Regions from separate parts of the Homo sapiens genome. Here region 1 is linked to region 2. Evidence: read pairs that join two places in POLR2A ChIA-PET (ENCODE). Cell type or tissue: PC-9. All regions are shown on one strand. Each heading gives the region's core, and the rest is flanking DNA. Links, peaks and the distances in the headings are about the cores only.

Region 1 (9,950 bases), core at 1,912-6,911, 59 kb after region 2:
CACACTGTTCATCCTGGATGCCTTGATTGGACTTGAGAGTATTTTCAAATCCCTGCAGCCCACATTTTTCTTGAATTAATTTCTACATTTAGCTAATCTCATCCATTATGTATTAACTCTTATTAGCTTCATTCTTAGAAAATGGCAACATTATTTATAGGTTTTGAGGGCTCAGAACTTTCTAATGTTAGCATAGTTTGGGGGCACTTGGTTCACTGCTACACTCCCTGTAAATACTACTTGATAATTGTCCCTTAAGCTGTGCCTTTTAGACCATTAGTCCCATGTATTGTGTGTCATAAATTCATATTAGTGGGTTCTCACTGGCAGCTTGAAAAATGAAATAGAAAATATTGGAATGCATGGCACATTGTGAGGTAAATATTATTTTATATGTATCCTCTGTGTTAGGTTGTAAAATGTTTTTTGAGTGTGGATTGTGGTTCAAATAATTTGTTAACCACTCCCTAGAACATAGAGCTTTACCCTCTGTCTTAAAGAACAAGATATTCTTTGTGTATGAAGGTGTTAGACATTTATTTGCCTAAAACCTTGGCCATGTTATTTAGAGGAGAGTATATACTCTACATCAGAGACCTGCAGAAATGTCTCATACCAGGGAGTGTGTGACAAGAGCAAAGGTTAAAAAATAGGTACAAGGCATATAAAGCACAATGTGGCATGAGAAATCTGCTGGGAGAAGAGATAATAGAACACGTGGACCCTGGCTGGTCACTGCTTCTCTGTTGCTCAAGGCTGTCTTTTGTACCTGGAGCTTGGGTTCCTGACTGTTAAAGCTGAGCTGTGCTGAATGTACCAAATTCCAGTGAATACAGGTCCACAGTGACCCTTGCTCAGAGTCAACCAGTCAGAACAAACTAAGACATTTTCACATGAAATTCTAATTTTCTTAAGAAATTGCTTTCATAAGCATAAAAATGCAGCATATATTTGGGTACTCCAAGATACTAAGTGTTTGGAAGACTCTTAGAGGTACAAATACATTTTAATTTCTTTTTTTCTGAGGTCCAGTTTATTTCCTGTGGCTAATGTGTCTGTGGATGGGAGGTGCTGAGTATTTGAAAATGTCAGACTGCATTATTCATCCTTAAGTTTACCCATCCAGTTGTCTGTCCATCTCTCTGTCTATCCATCCACTCCTTGTTGAGCACCTATGTGCTCTGTGCAAGCAGTTTGCCCTCACATTATGTATGTGTTAGGAAATCTCGGGTTGGAAGGGCATTAAAAAGTTATTTGATATCATTCTTATTAGATGTATGCATCTTCTCTGTAGATCTCCTGGCAGGTGATAATTCAGTTTTTTGCAATCATAGGAATACACCCCCTCTAAGAAAGTTCTTCCTTGTGTTAAACTAAAACCTGCTTTCCTCTAGCTCCTCTCAGAAGACTCTTATCTTAGCCCCCCAGCCAAAGATACTGAAGAGGCACCCATTGCCTACTTGCCCACTCTAGTTTCCTAGCCAGTTCTTCAATTGGCTGGTTTCTGAGCCAATCCTAAACTAACTTGATGGCACCTTAGGATTTGCATTCCCATCAGATCACAGAATCAAGACCATATCTGACATATCTGATGTGTGGTAGGTCTAAGGTGTGCCCTCATTCCAAACTATACCATTTAAACCCACACTCTGGGTGCATAATCCTTGTACCTTTGCTTTCTCTGGTTTTGGGTGGTTACTCCAGGATCCCTCTTGGATTGATATCCATTCTGAATCTCATCTTAACTGGGGTCTTGAAAGCCTTCTAGCCTTATGCTGATCTGCTCTCTCCAGACATTGGATCGATAGGATCTTATTCAACCTGAATGGTCTTCCCCCGGCACTACAATGCCCAGCAGATGAAACCCTTGGGAACTGATGTCATCTGAAAATGAACCTGAGCTTACTTCCTTGAGGCGAGTTCTAATGCCAAATGAGCTCTACAACTTTGGCACTTTCTTCTCTGTCGGGTCTTATCTTTAAGGTTCCAACCTGCTTCTCAGTGAAACGTTTCAAGTTATGGATATCAGTATTAATTCTGCATATTGGTTATAATTATAACCCATGGGACCATGCATATGATAGCTTTTAATATATTTGAATATGGTTACTGTTTCAACTATTTCTTGCTGCATAACAAACCACCTCAACACTCAGTGGCTTAACACAACAACTATATCTTATTTGCTAGTGATTTTGCAAAAGCCCAGTGGGGAAAGCTCATTTTTACTTCATATGGCATCAGGCGGGGTGGCTTGAGGAGTTAAGGCTCTACTGCAAGTGGCTCATTTACATGGGCTGGCAAGTCTATGCTACCTATTGGCAGGGAACTCAGCCTCACTTGCTGGCTGGGTGCCTTAATTCTGCCACATGTAGACCTATCCTTGTAGCTGCTTGGGCTTCCTTCTAGCATGGTGGAAGAAAAAGCAAGTGAAAGTTGTCAGTCTTCTTAAAGACTGGACCTGGTACTATTACAGTATCACTTTCTCTTCATTCTTTTGGTCAAAGTGGTCACAGATTCAGCCCAGATTCTAGGGCTGGACAAATAATTCCACTTCCTAATGGAGGGAAGTGACAAAGATTTTCAGCCATCTATAATTCACTGCAGTTACCATAGGCACATTTTGTGCTGTCCACCTTGATTCACCCCTCATTCCCCCTTCTTCAGTCTTTTTTATTGCCTAGGCTAAAAATTCCTTGTTACTTTCCCACTACTTATGTGACAACAATTCAAGTCTTATCAATATATAAACATCATTTACTTTCTAAACAATAATTATAGTCATGGCAGGAATTGAGACAGGTGCTAGTGATACTTAGATGACTAAAATATGGATCCTGTCCTTAAGGAACTCATAGATTAAAAACATAACATTTTTTTCCCTCTGATATAATTCTAATCTTCCCCCCGCCAATAAGCATCTCACCAAAAACTTCATGACATATTTTTAAATGTAAGCTTATTATGGAGAATAAAACATGATTTCCATCTTCTTCCTGTTAAAGCTTATGTGTTTTTCGATGCAACCCAAGGTCAAGTTAACTTCTTTAAGAGTTATATTTCACTGTTGGTTGACACTGAGCTTATTGATGATTATGACCCTAAGGCTGACTTTTCTAATGTCCTGCTGGTATGGCATGGTTCCTCTATCTTGTACTTGGAAAGCTAAATTTTAGATTCAATTTGTCTATTTAATAGTTGTCCTTGTAAAGTTTTACCCTATTATGCCTAAATTACTGCTATAGCCTATCAAGATGATTTAGATCCTAATCTGTCATCCAACATACCAATGTTTAGCCAACACAAAGCAATGGCTGTGCCCTTAGGTGTTCAGACAAGTAATTGATAAAAGGCTTAAACAGGCTAGGTGCAGAACCCTGTGACCTGCCACTAGAAATCTTCTAGGATGACAGGGGATTCTTGACTCAATTCTTTCATTGTCCCTGCACCCAGGCCATAACATTTCATTAGATCCAACAGCATATCATTACAAATGTCTTCAAATATCCTGCTGAGATTCAGATACTTTGCATCTACTCATTTCGTAGATATTGTGTTCCAGGAGCCTGGTTGAAGAAGGAAAAACTGTCAAACAAATGTAACATTTTCTTAATGAAAATATACTGTGCCCCAATCAGTACTACTTTATTTTTTAGGTTCTTACTGACTTAAAAAAAATGGTGCAAATCACACCCATTTGAAGAATACAACTTTGATGAGTTTTGACAGAATTATGTGTATATCCTTGAAACCACACTGCACCACAAACACAGAACATTCTATCATCTTCCACGATTTTCTCCTCTTCTTTCCAGTTATTCCTTCCCTCCATCCCCATGCCCCAGCCAACCACTGATCTCCTTTCTGTCATTATAGGTTAGTTGCATTTTCTAGACTTTCATATAAGTGGAATTATGCACGCTGTACTTTTTTGTGTTTGGCTTCCTTTACTCAGTACAATGATTTTGAGATTCACCCGTGTTGTGGCTCTGTCAGTTGTATGTTCCTTTGTACTGCTGAGGGGTATACTGTTGTAGGGATATAACACATTTTGTTTATCCCTTTCCTGTTGGTGGACATTTGTTTCAGTTTTTTTTTGTTATAATGAATAAAGCTGCTATGAATATTCATGTACAAGTCTTGGTGTGGACATGTGTTTTTATTTCTCTTCAGTACCTGGACTACTTCTCCTTTTTTGTTTTTTTGTTTTCCCTTTTACCCAGACTTTTCCTGCCTCAAATTAACATCAGTTTCACCATTTTGCAGCTTCTAAAACCAAACTTACGTCCTATTTTGAAAACAGCAGCAAAAGTTATCCACCTCCAACCTTCTGGTTTCTTTTGATATTCCTCAAAATGTTTTCCATTTACAAGTTCCCTCAATTCTTAGTATATAATTCATCCATTTGGAGAATTTATTCTCTTTTAGCTAGCAAGTTTTGGGGTAAATATTATTGAGGATTTAAAATGTGTGTCAGACTAAGCACTTTATGTACATTATCTAATTTCATGCTTATAACAATCATAAAAGAGAGATACTATTTTTATTTTACTTTTTAACAGATGAAGAAACAGAAACATAGAGAGATGAAGCAACGTGCCTAAATTCTGACAGCTGAGGAACTAAGCTTTCAAGCTACGTGTTTCTTTCTGGAGTTGGAATCCAAACCATTTCACAATATAAGATTGACAGTGGTGATAAGAGAACTGGGCATACAATGTGATGAGTGTTTCTAAGAGAGAAAGATTACTCTGAGTAAGGAAAATGGTGAATTTCCTTGACAAGGAGGTGATAACAAAAGTGGATCTTGGAAACCGGGATGAATTGGATATGCTATAAAGTTCAAATGGAGAGGCACATGAGCAGAAGCCGGAACGGGTGAGGGGTAGGAACAGGTGAGCCATCTAGCTGCCTCAGTATAGAGATCTATGGATTAGTGGGAGGCTGGGAAAAAGCGGCCATGAGAGTAGGTGCCACCAGGGAGAGATTGTAGTCAGACCAAAACTGCGCTTTGAATGCCAGACTAGGGAGCTGACCCTGACTGTAATTGTGATGAATGGCATGAAATGCTTAGGCTGTGCTTTAAGATTAATATGATGTCTTTAAAAGGGGTAAGGCAGTCAAATTAGGAAAGCAAATTAGGAATCTGCTCCACTTAAAAAAAAATGGTAGCAGGAGTCTGAATCATAGTGGTGGCAATGGCAAAGTTTGGACAGAAGAGTCACTAACTCTGGTAAATATTAGACATTCAAATTATTTTTATATCATTTACTGTTTTTGGCTCATCTTGCAGCTGCTTCTCTACATTAATATAAATTAGCTTTAAGTACTTAATTGCGATTATGCCCATTGATATTTTTCTAAGGTACAAACAGAGCTTTCAAATTATGCCATTTGCATGTAAAAGGAATTAAAATGTAAATCAATTAAAATTATCCATTTATTTAACTCATTAAATATGCTGCTTATTATCCTTACTTGGGTAATATTGAGTTAGTATCTTTCAGGTGACATCTCTTTTTGTTGATGTTTAAAAGACTTCATAATGTTTTACAGTTACATAAGCATTTAACAAAAGTAGTTGACTTAATAAAGTTTAAGTATAAAATTGAAGAGCTTACAGAGCACTCACATATATTTTATTCATCGAGGTATAATTTAGATGCCGATCTTAATGCACAGATCTTAAATGCACAGCTTGATGAGTCTGACAAATATATGCATGAACATAACATCACCCCAACAAGATATAGAACACCCCAGAAAGTGCTCTTGTTCTCCCAGCAGTCTATCCCTGCCCCACTCCGATTTGTATCACCATAGATTGTTTTTGACTTCTAGAATTTCACATAAATTGAATGACACAATATGTACTGTTTTACATCTAGCTACTTTCACTGAACATAATGTTTTAGAGATTTGTCCGTGATTCTTGCATGGATCTATGGCTCTTGTCTTTTTATTGCTGAGTGGTGTTCTGGTGTATAAATATGCCACTGTTTAGCCGTTCTCCTGTGGATTTGGGTTGTTTCCAGTTGTGAGCCATGCTGTGTTGCTATGAATATTTTTGTGCAGGTCTTTTTGTTGACATATGGTTCCATTGTTTTAGACAAGTACCTAGGAAAGCAATGGCTAGATCACATGGCAGGTGTATGTTTAACTTTTAAAGAAAGTGCTAAACTGTTTTCCAAAGTGTTTATATTTTTCAATATATTTTAGAGAATGGTTATGGACTTCTTGTTTGTATATAGCCCACCATAAGAATTGATTAAGAATGCAATACTCATGTTAAGCTTTCAATGATATTTCCTGACAATGAGAACTTTGTGATGACAGGTGGCTTTCTTAGCCATCAATACCATTTCCTCTGTAACTATGCTGTAAATTAGGGGTGACCCCTGAGCCTCTGCTAGTAAGAACTTCAGTATCTGGAAGGTGAACATGAAACCCTCCAAGGTGTTTTTAAGTGTTGCCTGAAGGAAAAACATGCTGTAATGTCACATAAGTTAATAATTTTAAGGAGCCTATAGGCCTGATGGCGGAATTAAATGCTTAACAATAATTCAAAAATGGCTTACGGAAACTTAAAAATGTGAATCATTTAGTGAGGCTGAAATTATGCTCCTGACATATATGTGTGACACATGAGAGCAGTTACCTGGGAATTTATTACCAGCTTCTGAGCAAACAAAGCCTGACCTACATTTGACTAAAGTCAGCTGTCTCTGGTTAATCCTATGGGCTTCTTTTTATTAATGTCACAATTGCTAATGTGGTATAACATTGTCATTACTGAATAGCACAGCGGGATGAGCTGCAGCTGTTATTTCTCTTTCTGAACCTACTGAGTCATTAAATCTGAGTTTGGGGGAATACAAGTTGTAAAGATTATTCAAATTCTGATTGAGAAATAGGACTACTGGGAAATTGTAGGTACATAAAGTAAAACTTCTAATCAATCAAGATTCCTTTTTTTTGTGAGGCTTGAATGTTCGGAATTGTTCCTTACATTTAATTTGAAGTCTAATGTCAAGGAAATAGAAGGTGAACGTAAGAAAATAAAAGAACAATAATAATTAGATGTTAATCCTTTTTTTTCTGATGAAAAGTGATATATTATTACTGGGAAAGTATTAGAAAGATAATTTTCCTTCAAAAAATTATAAACATTTTATTTTAAGAATCCTAACATTAAGAAGGATATGCTTTTGTTCTAATCAGCCAGAGAATAGCCAGTTTCTCTATAATAAATCTAAGAGGAATTTTGTTGTATTTTTTTTGTAGCTATTATTTTCAAAAGTTTCTATGTTCTTTTAGAATTCTTACTTTGCCTTTGGTAACCATTAGTACTTTGTAAGGGGTATGATCTTACAGTTCCCAAACAGAGCCAAGGTACCTTGGGGCGCCTTAGAAATATTTGTTTTACAGGAAAGGACAGAGATATTCAATATTTGTTGGAAAACACGTAAAGTACTAGCCTAAGAGAGCTGACAGTTTCTTCAATAGATTACACTGCATTCCTTTCAACAGCGTCATCTATTTTTGAAGCTGGGTTCTTGACAGTTGTTGTGATAAGCAGCAATTACCACACCAAAAGCAATGTGCAAAGGGAAACAAGGGGGACTCCAAAATTTGAGAAGTTGTGCAGTGCCCAATAGATTCACACACTGCAATAGATAGTCGTAGTTATTAGGTTGGGGCAAAAGTAATTGCGGTTTTCGCCATTAAAAGTATGGCCAAATCGTAATTACTTTTGCACCAACCTAATATTTAAGGAAAAAATAAGAAATTTTTTCTTCTTTCAGCTTATGTGTGTAATTTTTTCAAATGGCTACTAAGATGTTAGGACAAAAAAACCCTCAGTAAGTTGTATGGACCTGACTACTTAATAAACAGAACAGTTGGGTATTTCTTTTGGACTGCGCCATTGTGAAAAGATTACAGAGGCAGTGAGGACTCTGTGAAGTCAGATATTTTAGAAACCTCTGGTATAATCTCTTAATGTGCTTTTGAAGTTATTTTTAATAAAGTTGAGAGCAACAGAGCTCAGCACTGGCATTTCTGAAACTCTTTTCTTCTAGATGGTATTTTGGAAGTCAGCCTTCTGCAGTGGTATTAGATGGTTGACTAAGCAAAAAATTTAAATTGAAAAAGCCTGTCTTTTGTATCATACCCCACAGATGTAGAAGTCTAGCTACTTGAACTGCCAGCCTTACCCCTTTACTTAAAGTGTGATCTGTGGACCAGCAGCTGATAAAGGCAGAGTCTCAGGCCCCACCCCAGACCTGTTGAGTCAGAACCTGCTTACAACAGACTACAGGTGATTCAGGTGTGCATTAAAGTTGGGGAAGCGCTGCCCTACCACTCATGTTTCATCCCACCTCAGCCTCCTTAGGTGGAATCCCTCATTCTCTTCGAATGCGTCTTTAAAAATGATTTTCCCTGTGACCTATTTGTTTCGGGTTTTACTATTTACCAGTTAAACTAGGCCTTCCTAATGAATAAATGCCTGATGGTAGTTGAAATGTGCTGTCATTTCCCAGGTAACCTAAGAATTTTGGAAGAAGCTTCATTTAAATCATTATCTAACCCATGGTTTAAAAAATATCTGACTGTAATGGTCTGAACGTTTGCGTCACTCCTTTTCCCAAGTCCGTAAGTTGAAGCTCACAGTGTAATGGATATTTGAAGATGGGTCCTTTGGAAAGGTAATTAGGGTTAGAAGAGGTCACGACGGTAGGACCATCATGATGTGTTGTACCCTTCTAAGAAGAGACACTAGAGAGACCTAAACCTGCCTGTCCCCAGGGAGAACCAAGACGAGGTCCCATGAGCACACAGGGAGATGGTGGCTGCCTACAAACCAAGAGAAGAAGGCTTCAGTGAAACTTTCCTTGCCAGCACCTTGATCTTGAACTTAGAACTGTGAACTGTGAGAAATAAATGTCTGCTTTTAAAGCCATCCAGTCAATGGTGTTTTGCTATGGCAGCCCGAGCTAAGACACTGACTATAACCACCTCCTGGCACTCTTGGGGGCCCTGCATATTCTGATCCAGTGGTTCTGTGGCTCAGAAATCTGTTTATACACAGTCCACCTAATGAGTATTATGATGAGACATTTTACTAACCCACTACTTCCCAAATTTAACCTGATTATTGGAACCACCTGAAGACTTGTTGTGAATTCCCAGGACCCTCCTGGGAGCATCTGATTCAGTGTGCTTGGGATGGGACCTTAGGAATCTGTGTTTTTAACAAGCATCCTAGATGATTCTGATAATGAGGTAATTTGGGGAAAATTTTTTAAACCCAAGTAATAAAATTATTGGAATTGTGAACACTTGTTGTATATGGGCAGGGAAATATTGTGGGCTTCTTGATTTATGGGATCCTCCTACTGAGGTGGCTCCAGGAAAAGCTATGAAGCTGGCAATGTTTATTTTTCAGGCCCTTCCAGCTTCCCTTGCAGTGTTCCTGCCTCTTTTCCAGGAGACCAGTGCTATTCTCAGCCCCCTGCATTCGGGTATGCTCTTGGATTCTGAAGCACTTGGAAGACATGTGACAAGAAAGCTCACACTAAAGGATGTATATATGATAGTTATAACAATGCAGTATTCTTTCCATGTATGCTTGCGGTTGAATACGGGGGCAATTCTTTTTTTATCTAATAAATGAAAGGCAGTATGGGTACAGGTATATGTGTGAGATAGTAATGAGAGATAATAATTTTAAGGCAAGAGAACTTTGTTCATGCTCCTCTTATCATCTTTCATAAGAGGTCATCTAATCTAACTAAGCACGAATAAGTTGGTTCCTAGTTTTTGCTGTTGGCTTCCAACGGTTCTGAAAACTCTCAGCAGAAGTGTCTAAGATTTTCTAAATGCAGAAACTTTGAAAACCTGTAACACTGAGTTGTTTTTATATTATAAATGGCTTCAATGTTTCTCAG
Region 2 (9,357 bases), core at 370-5,369:
GTCTGATGGGTGTCCCTTTGTAGGTGACCTAGCCTTTCTCTCTGGCTGCCCTTAACAGTTTTTTCTTTCATTTCAGCTTTGGAGAATCTGATAATTATGTGTCTTGAGGATGATCTTCTCATGGAGTATCTTACTGGGGTTCTTTGCATTTCCTGAATTTGAATTTTGGCCTGTCTAGCCAGGTTGGGGAAGTTCTCATGGATGACATCTTGAAATATGTTTTCCAAATTGGTTCCATTCTCCCTTCTCTTTTAGCTACCCCAATCAGTTGTAGATTTGGTCTTTTTACTTAATCCCATATTTTTCAGAGGTTTTGTTCCTTCATTTTTCTTCTTTTTTCTTTGTTCTTGTCTGCCTGTCTTATTTCAGAAAGACAGTCCTGAAGTTCTGAGATTCTTTCCTCTACTTAGTTTATTCTGCCATTAATACTTGTAATTGCATTATGAAATTCTTGTAGTGTGTTTTTCAGTTCTATCAGGTTGGTTATGTTCTTCTTTATACTGGCTATTTTATCTGTCAGCCCCTGCAATGCTTTATCATGGTTTTTGGCTTGCATTGGGTTACAATGTGCTCCTTTAGCTCACTGAAGTTTATTTTCATCCACATTCTGAATTCTACTTCTGTTATTTCAGCTATCTCAGCCTCAGCCCAGTTCCAAACCCTTGCTGGAGAGATGATGTGGTCATTTGGAGGAAAGTGGGCACTCTGGCTCTTTGAGTTTTTAGTGTTCCTGTGCTGATTCTTTCTCATCTTTGTGGGCTTATCTACCTTCAATCTTGAGGTTGTTGGATGAGGATTTTTTTTTTCCCTTTTAGAAGTATGGCCGCTTTTCCACGGGGCTGCTGTGGTTTGCTGGGGATCTGCTCTAGTTACCTCAGTTTTTCCAGTACCTGGAGGTATCACCAGTGATGGCTGTGAAACAGCAAAGATGGCAGCCTACTCCTTCCTCTGGGGGCTCTGTCCCAGCGGGGGTACAGACATGTTGCTGGCCTGAACACACCTGTAGGAGGCAGATGGAGACCCCAATTTGGAGGTCTTACCCAGTCAGGAGGAATGGGATTGGGGACTCACTTAAATAAGCAGTCTAGCCACTCTTTGGTAGAGCAAGTGTGCTGGGGCACCACTTCCACCCCTGGCTGGCTTGGGATCTTCCAAGGCCACAGACTGGAACATCTAAGTTGTGAAAACAGCAAAGATGGTGGCCCACCCCTCCCTCTTGGGACTCTGTCCCAGGGAGAAATCAAATCCCTGGCCAGAAAACATGGGCAAGGGTGGCTGGAGACCTTGGTTGGGAGGTCCCATCCAGTGAGGAGGAATGGATCAGGGGCCTGCTTAAAGAGGCAGTCTGGCTGTTTTGGTAGTGCAGCTGTGCTGTGCGGGGGGATCCCTTCTGACCCATCAGTTTAGTTCATATATATATATATATGAGTGTTTGGTTGCCCAATGCCTGAGTCTGTATATATATATTTATATATCTTCACTATTATTAGTAGGGTCCTAGGAGGAAGAAGAGAGAAATGTATTTGGTCACTTGTCATTTTTAACTTGAAGGCAGACATTGTGTTTTTTAATGCAGCTCACAGAATGGGACATACTTTTATTTCATAGACTAATTTTCTGATTATCTCTGTGAATAAATTGCCTTCTACTAATAGCTAAGAACAACCAGTTAATCTAATTGATATTGAGGGATTTTAAAAAACCTCAGTTTCTCTATAAAACATAAATAATACTATGTGCAGTATAGAGCTTGACACTTAAATTTTGTTAGTCTTATTTTGATATTAATGTAAAACTAGGACTGCAATTTATAATGGGCTTCATGCTGTGAGGTTGACAGTGTATTTTAGAAGTTGAAAAAAAAAGATGAGTTTGATGAGTGGTGAGCCTGTCATTTTTGTGGCTGAAGCAACTCTATAATGTACTTTAAAAAAATCATTAGAAACATCTTTCCTTACCAAATACAATTCTCTTATAAATATTTATAGCTCTCCATTACCCAGGCTTTTTATTACAGAGGCCCTCATTTACCCTGGTACAGAGCTCTATCTAGTTTTCTTGGTTAATAAAGGGCACACATTTTTCTTTTGAAACAAGAAAGAAACCAAATTGAAAAAAGCCCAAAATATCTACTGTTAGAGTTACTTTCACATTAAAAAATTTTCGTCTTTTTTTCTAAAACACACCATCAACCACTAAGCAGTAATTCATGTTTATTGTTTGAAAAAATTGAAAAACACACACATAACCAGGAATACAAGTAATAAACCGAAACAACCCACAGTTTTGCCACTTCCACTAGGTACATATCCCTTTAGATTTCTTTTTTGCCCCTATGTGTTAATTTTGTCATTTAATGACTTATTATGATCATCTTTCCTTATTAAGATACATAAGCCTAAATAATCAATTTTAATGTCAGCACAGTCGTCCAGTTTATAAATACAATAATATATTTAACCAACTTCCTACTGATAGACATTTAGGTTATTACAAAAGTTTCATTGTAATAAACAATGCTGTGATGAATATACATGTGTATATATACAGACATATACATATACACAGGTATGTATACACACACATACTAGTTCATTGACTATTTTTGAATGATAGATCCTTTGAAGTAGAATTTGTAGGTTGCAGGATATTGACATTTCATGTTGTCAACTTAACCTCCCGAAGGGTGGAAATATTTCTGCAACCACAAACATGTACTCCCATGAATCCCCAGTTCGCCACACCCTCTCTGGCACTGATAAATCATTCTTTTAATATTTTCCAATGACGAGTTTTCCATTTCCACCTCCAAATGTACTCCCCACCCTTCCCCACCCTGCCCTTTGGAGCATTTGTGGGCTCTGTGACCTCTGGCTTCCTTACGGGTCAGCCAATGGAGCCATTGGTGGGACAAGCACACATGGAAGCAGAGTGAGGTCAAAGCAATTATTCCTTTGCCTCCTTTCTGCCAGGTTGTTGGTGGGTGGGCTGTATCCTTCTACCAAAGGCTATAGCTTCTATCTGGTGGTCTCTACTCATTCTAGATTCCAGCAACTTCTCCCATCCTTTTCCATTCTGACCTAGGGTGGGAAATGGATCTCTGCTGGGCTGTTGCTAGCCCTGGGGTGCTTCATCACCTTTGGCTGATTTTCCCTTAGCCTTGTCCACACTTTTGTAAAATGTACTCTTATTAAACTCCTCCAGTCACCCTGCTTGAGTGTGCCATCTGTTTTTTGCCAGGACCTTGAGTAATAGTTGTGAAAAACATCTCATTTTTATGGTAACACTTTGCCTCATGTATTATAATTTCTCTGGCCCCCTTTTAAAATTTAATCTTGTTTTTGGCATTGTTGCAGTTCAGTGTTAAATAGTTTTCTGCAGTCAGATTTATTGGCCTTTTTCAGGTTATATCATCTTTGGACAGTTTTCCATGCCTTGATTATGGGTAATTTCCCTTCTGTATGCTTCTAATTACATTTTAATATTTATATTTTTAATTCATTTGAATTTTATTCTGAAAGAAAGTATGAATTAGGGATAAAATTTTCTTTTTCTATTTGACCACAGATTTTTCTCCAGTTTCCTGGCAACATTTACTGAATACCTACCATTTGTCCACTGACTCAAAGTCCCTCCCTATGACCATTAACCACTTATTTATTCTGTTGTGTTTCTTTTATTTTCTGGCTCCCTTGTCAAGCCCTTTTCATTTTTGTAACTTACTTACTTACTTACTGAGACAGGGTCTTGCTCTGTCACCCAGGCTGGAGTGCAGTAGCGGCATCTCAGCTCACTGCAGCATCAGCCTCCCAGCCTCAAGCAATCCTCCCATCTCAGCCTCCCAAGTAGCTGGCACCACAGGTGTGTGCCACCAGACCTGGCTAATTTTTTTGCATGTTTTGCAGAGATGGGGTCTCGCCATGTTGCCCAGGCTGGTCTCAAACTCCTGGGCTCAAGTGATCCACCCACCTTGGCCTCCCAAAGTGCTGGGATTACAGGCATGATCCACCACATTCAGCCTATTACTTTAAAATGTATTTAAAAACCTGGCAGAATAAGTTTCTGTTATCATTCTTCTTTTTCAGAAAATTTCTGGGTATTCAATTTTCATGTTTTTTATTCTTCTAATCAAACTGGGAATTATTTTTTTTGAGTTGTCTCTCCTCCCAAATTTTCTTACAATTTTATTTGGTATTCTATTAATATTCACATATTATTTTGCAGAGAATTAATATTTTTTCAATTTTGAGTCTTCCAATCCAGAAATATGGTCAATGTACATTTACTTAAGTCTTTTAATGTCTCAGCAAAATTTCTTTACACATATCTTGTACAATTCTTCTTTATGATTAAAAATAAATGGTCATTACTGTTGTGGAATTTTTATTCTTGTTATAACAAGATGAAGTGAGAGAAAGAATTATTCCTATTCACCTTTTGAAAAATCACTAGCAGGTTTAAACTCATAAGCCACTTTGCAAAGCATTTCAGTATTTTTTCTAACATTTATACTCCCAGTAACTGAACCGGCAATTTCATATTAATTTGTAGTTACATAGACTAATTGTTAGTTCACAAATGTATAATAGATTTCCACTTCTAAGATCATCTAGTATCTTAAAGATTTAACACTTTAAATCTTACCAAACATTTGTGGCATACCACAGGAACTGAAGAGGATAGAAATTCAAATATACAAATTATTTATATATAAAAATAAAAACTCCAAATACATACATTTTCAGCTGAGCAACTCCAATGCTAAAAAAAATGCATCAGTTTGAATAGCGCTATTTTCCAAAGCTCTTGCTAAAATGTGAACAACTTTTACTGCAATAAGATGAATACTAAATATTAGCTTGAGAGAATTTAAGCACACTTAACATGTAACTTTTTTTTTTTTGAGACAGAAACTTGCCCTGTCCCCCTTGCTGGAGTGCAGCAGTGTGATCTCGGCTTACTGCAATCTCCACCTCCCAGGTTCAAGTGATTCTCCTGCCTCAGCCTCCTGAGTAGCTAGGATTACAGGCATGTGCCACCACGCCCAGCTAATTTTTGTATTTTTAGTAGAGACAGAGTTTCCCTATGTTGGCCAGGTTGGTCTCGAACTCCTGTGATCACTCAGGTGATCCCGCAGCCTCGGCCTCTCAGTGTGTTGGGATTTCAGGCGTGAGCCACTGCGGCCGGCCAATATGTAATTTTTTAAAAGTTACCTTTAATTCAGTTTCAAAATGAGTTTAGCATTGTTTTAGAAAATTATGAATGTTAAAAGCTCTTTATAGATATACCAAACTAAATTTCTAAGTAGTGTTAAGTTTTTTTGTGGTGAATCTAAATTTGATATGCATTGTTTTGAATTTTTGAATTTAGTTAATAAACTTTTCATTGCTAATGTTTCAATTATTTGTAGGATGTAACATATGTATTGTCTGTATTTAGCAAACTGATAAACTGAGATATGGGAAGATTAAGTGGCTTATAATATTATGTTTGGTCATTGCCTTATTTTAGGTTTTCTACACCTTTGACTTTTACAATCGCAGGAGTCTTTTTGCCAGTCTGTCATCTCTCCAGATTATTGATCTTGGCCCTTTGTGCAGTGACTTCTTTAAGGATAAGTTAGAGCATATACTTCTTGCTCAAAGGACTCAAAGGAAAATGAGAACCTCTCAAGCTTCTTCCGTTTCCGGAGTGATCTTATAATGTCTACATTTGTATTCAGATTCCTTATGTATGTCTGTCCCTTTTGTAATTTGAGGCCTTAGTCAAACCTGTCTCTTCCTCTCCTGTTTACCTATTCTGCCCACATTGTTCTATCCTCCTCTTCACCTCTTGACAGCCTACCCAAACTGAAAGTGGAGGCACATACACTAACTCTTTCATTATGTTTTTGTTGATTTTTTCTCACCTGAAACAAACACTTCGGTTTTTCATGGCATTTTCTTTGTGCCTCTCGTATATATTTAACAATTTTTTGTTAAATTTTTAGTGCACAGATTTTAAGAATCCTTCTAATAGACACCTGAATGGCAGGTAGAATCTCTTGTTTATCTTTCTATGCCTCATGGTGCCTAACATAGTTCAATTTTTACAAATAGAAGTTTGTAGAACTCACTGGTGTTTTGTAATGCTAAGATTCACTGTATAATGTTGACATTAGCCACAGTATTCTTCCAGTGATGGAATGGTTTAGTTATTATAATTAGAGAGGAGCATTTTACCACTCTAAATATAGTGAAGATATTCATCATAAATATTTCTGTGGATGGTTGTAATGGGAAATCATCAATTGTTTAATTTGAGTAATTTTTACTTTTGCATTATTTCCTAAAAGCAAACTTCATGTAATCATTTTTGTAGTGGATTATTGTGGCTATCATTTCAGAGGATTGGCATTGGCTCCAGCTCTTGTTATCACTAGGGGGAATAATTTTACGAGAGACTTTCCAGTAGGTGGAAAATAATTTGGCTGGTTAATAAAATGTTTCTCTATTGTTAGAAGAAGGCAATTCTACAATATAAGATATGGCTTAGCACTTTTCACATTAAACTAGCACTAAATGAGGAAGTATTTCTAGAAGGATTTTGAACATGAATCTTATCTACTTTTAGCTGGGTGCACTTGAGTGCAAACATCTGGACAGTGAGTGCTTAACTGCTAGACATGGCCTCATTTATTTTGATTTAGTACGAGGGAACATGATAAAAAATCTGCAATGGATCAATGGTAAGGGAAAATTTCAGCTTCTTTAGGGGTTAGTGAATATAGATGAAATTTTTGCCTATTTTTCAATAAAATTTGGCTTGAACTTCTACCTGATCTCCAAATGATTCAGGCAGAAAAATGGCAAAATTTAAAACTCAGATAGCAATGGATCATTATCAATATCATATGCATTCCAAAGGCATAAAGCATTCATTTTATAAATTTATGTTTTCCTTACAAATTTAAATTGTATGTAATTGTTTTGAATTGGTTCAATGACAACAAAATGAATTAAGCCTGCTTTTTCATGTCATTGAATGAAGGAGTACCTAGCTTGTGTGCTGTCAAAATATCTCTTTTCTTTTCTTTTTTTTTCTCTTCTCTTCTCTTCAAGATGGAGTTTCGCTCTTGTTGCCCAAGCTGGAGTGCCGTGGTGCAGTCTTGGCTCACTGCAACCTCTGCTTCCTGGGTTCAAGCAATTCTCCTGCCTCAGCCTCCAGAGTAGCTGGGATTACAGGTGCGTGCCACCATGCCTGGCTAATTTTTTTGTATTTTTAGTAGAAACAGGGTTTCACCATGTTGGCCAGGCTGGCCTCAAACTCCTGACCTCAGGTGATCTGCCCACCTCAGCCTCCCAAAGTGCTGGGATTACAGGCGTGAGCCACTGCGCCCAGCCAAAAATATCACTTTTCTAGACAAGGCAGAATAATGTGGAAAATATATATGTGTTGAAAATCAGACCTGAGTTTCAAGTCTTCCTCTGCCCCTTAATAACTGGGAGACCTTGACAAAGTTCCTTCACCTAAGGCTCAGTTTCTTCTCCTGTAAAAATCAGGATAATTTCTGCTTCATATAGTTGTTCTGTGAATAAAAAAATGCTATTTATAGAAAATGCTTACTATTGCCTGGTACATAGTGGGAGTTCAAAAAATGGTGGCTATTTTAGTAGCTAAAGTACTCATATAATTATTAGAACTTTAAAAATCAATAACATGTTTAGTAGGAAACTTAATGAGCGAGGAATAGCTGAAAAAAGCAAGAAAGTAGATACATTTTATATTTTGGCCTAAATGGAGATATTAAAGAAAAGAGAAAGTTTCCTTTGAGAGAAAAAATGAAAAGCAAGGCATTTCTTAGTGGATGGAGGATTTCTGTGCAAGGAGCAGTCCTTGCATCCACCTTTTGGGTGGTGCTGGATTTACCATCTTCATGGTTCCACAGCAAGTGATTTTACCCATCAACCTTGTGTATGTGATGTCATTTACCACTTCCTAGTTTAAACAAATAGTTTTCCAGCAGGACAATATGCACATTGCTCTATTGTACTAAATTTGTTTCACATTCCAAATTGGCAGGAATTTCTCCATGTGCTTGGGTATAATAGCATTTCTTGATATGATAATTATCATCTAGTTGTCTATATTTATGTATCTACCTAACTACAAGAGAAAATTTGCAGCAGAATATCTGTCTTTTCATTTTTGCTTTTTACTCTTATCATACTATAAAACACTTTCATAATAGTTTAAATAATTTCCTGGGGGAGTTAATTTGGCTAAGTCATCGTTCTTTTTTTGGTGCTTCAGTTTCTCTTTGACTCTCATGGAATGTTTGCTTTTGCCCTTTGGGTGTTTAAAGACCACATTTTGTAGCCCCAGTGTTCTTTCTAATTATAGAAGTGACATAAGAAAAACGGAAAGTAAGTAAGAAGTGGAGAACAGAGTCATTAAGGGAGAGTCTAGATCAGAGAGATGTCAAAGAGTTTCGTTGGGTATTTAAGGAAATTAATGAATAACTCATCTGGGACTTAGAGATAGTGACTTAAGTCGTAATTAATCCATTGATATAGCACAAAATAAAAAAAATACTGTATTTAGAAAAAAATAGTATGGTAGAAATACTGGGCATAATTCTTATAAATATAGACTTCACCTTAGTATTCTTGAGAGAAGTCAGACAAGGGGAAGAGTACTCTATGAAAATTAAAAAAAAATTCCATGGAAGTGTTAAAATGTGAAGAAGAAAATTTAATGATTAATATAGTAGAGGGAAGGGATCCATTCCAAGATGGCCGAATAGGAACAGCTCCAGTCTGCAGCTCCCAGCGTGATTGATGCAGAAGATGGGTCCAACCAGTTTGGACAGTGTGTACAGCCCATGGAGCATGAGCCGAAGCAGGGTGGGGTGTCGTCTCACCCAGGAAGTGCAAGGGGTTGGGGGATTTCCCTTTCCTAGCCAAGGGAAGCCAGGACAGGCTGTACCTGGAAAAACGGGACACTCCTGCCTGAATAATGCACTTTTCCCAAGGTCTTAGCAACTGGCAGACAAGGAGATTCTCCCTTATGCCTGGCTTGGCAGGTCCCACGCCCATGGAGCCTTGCTCACTGCTATTGCAGCAGTCTGAGATCAAACTTCGAGGTGGCAGCCTGGATGGGGGAGGGGCGTCCACCATTGCTGAGGCTTGAATAGGTAAACAAAGAGGCCAGGAAGCTTGAACTGGGTGGAGCCCACCACAGCTCAGCACAGCTTACTGCCTCTATAGACTCCACCTCTGTGGGCAGGTCATATTTGAACAAAAGGCAGCAGACAGCTTCTGCAGACTTAAACGTCCCTGTCTGACAGCTTGAAGAGAGCAGTTGTTCTCCCAGAGC

The links. ChIA-PET counts read pairs that join two places held together with the same protein. Peaks named below come from ENCODE experiments on the same cell type or tissue, not always from the same donor. Only the 100,000 strongest peaks of a DNase experiment are listed, where the experiment ranks them.
Region 1: POLR2A ChIA-PET joins it to region 2 with 5 read pairs; 1 of 35 experiments calls an interaction of 5 or more read pairs at or near these places.

What each region holds. Positions count from the first base shown.
Region 1 is chr3:22,978,140-22,988,089 of GRCh38, reverse strand. No RefSeq gene overlaps it. Among named protein-coding and RNA genes, the nearest start is that of UBE2E2-DT, 220 kb to the left of the region's middle. In PC-9, for the core only: no CTCF peak of the experiment used is centred there; a DNase peak (open chromatin) is centred at 4,669.
Region 2 is chr3:23,035,936-23,045,292 of GRCh38, reverse strand. No RefSeq gene overlaps it. Among named protein-coding and RNA genes, the nearest start is that of UBE2E2-DT, 160 kb to the left of the region's middle. RefSeq lists an enhancer at 9,142-9,357. In PC-9, for the core only: no CTCF peak of the experiment used is centred there; a DNase peak (open chromatin) is centred at 2,722.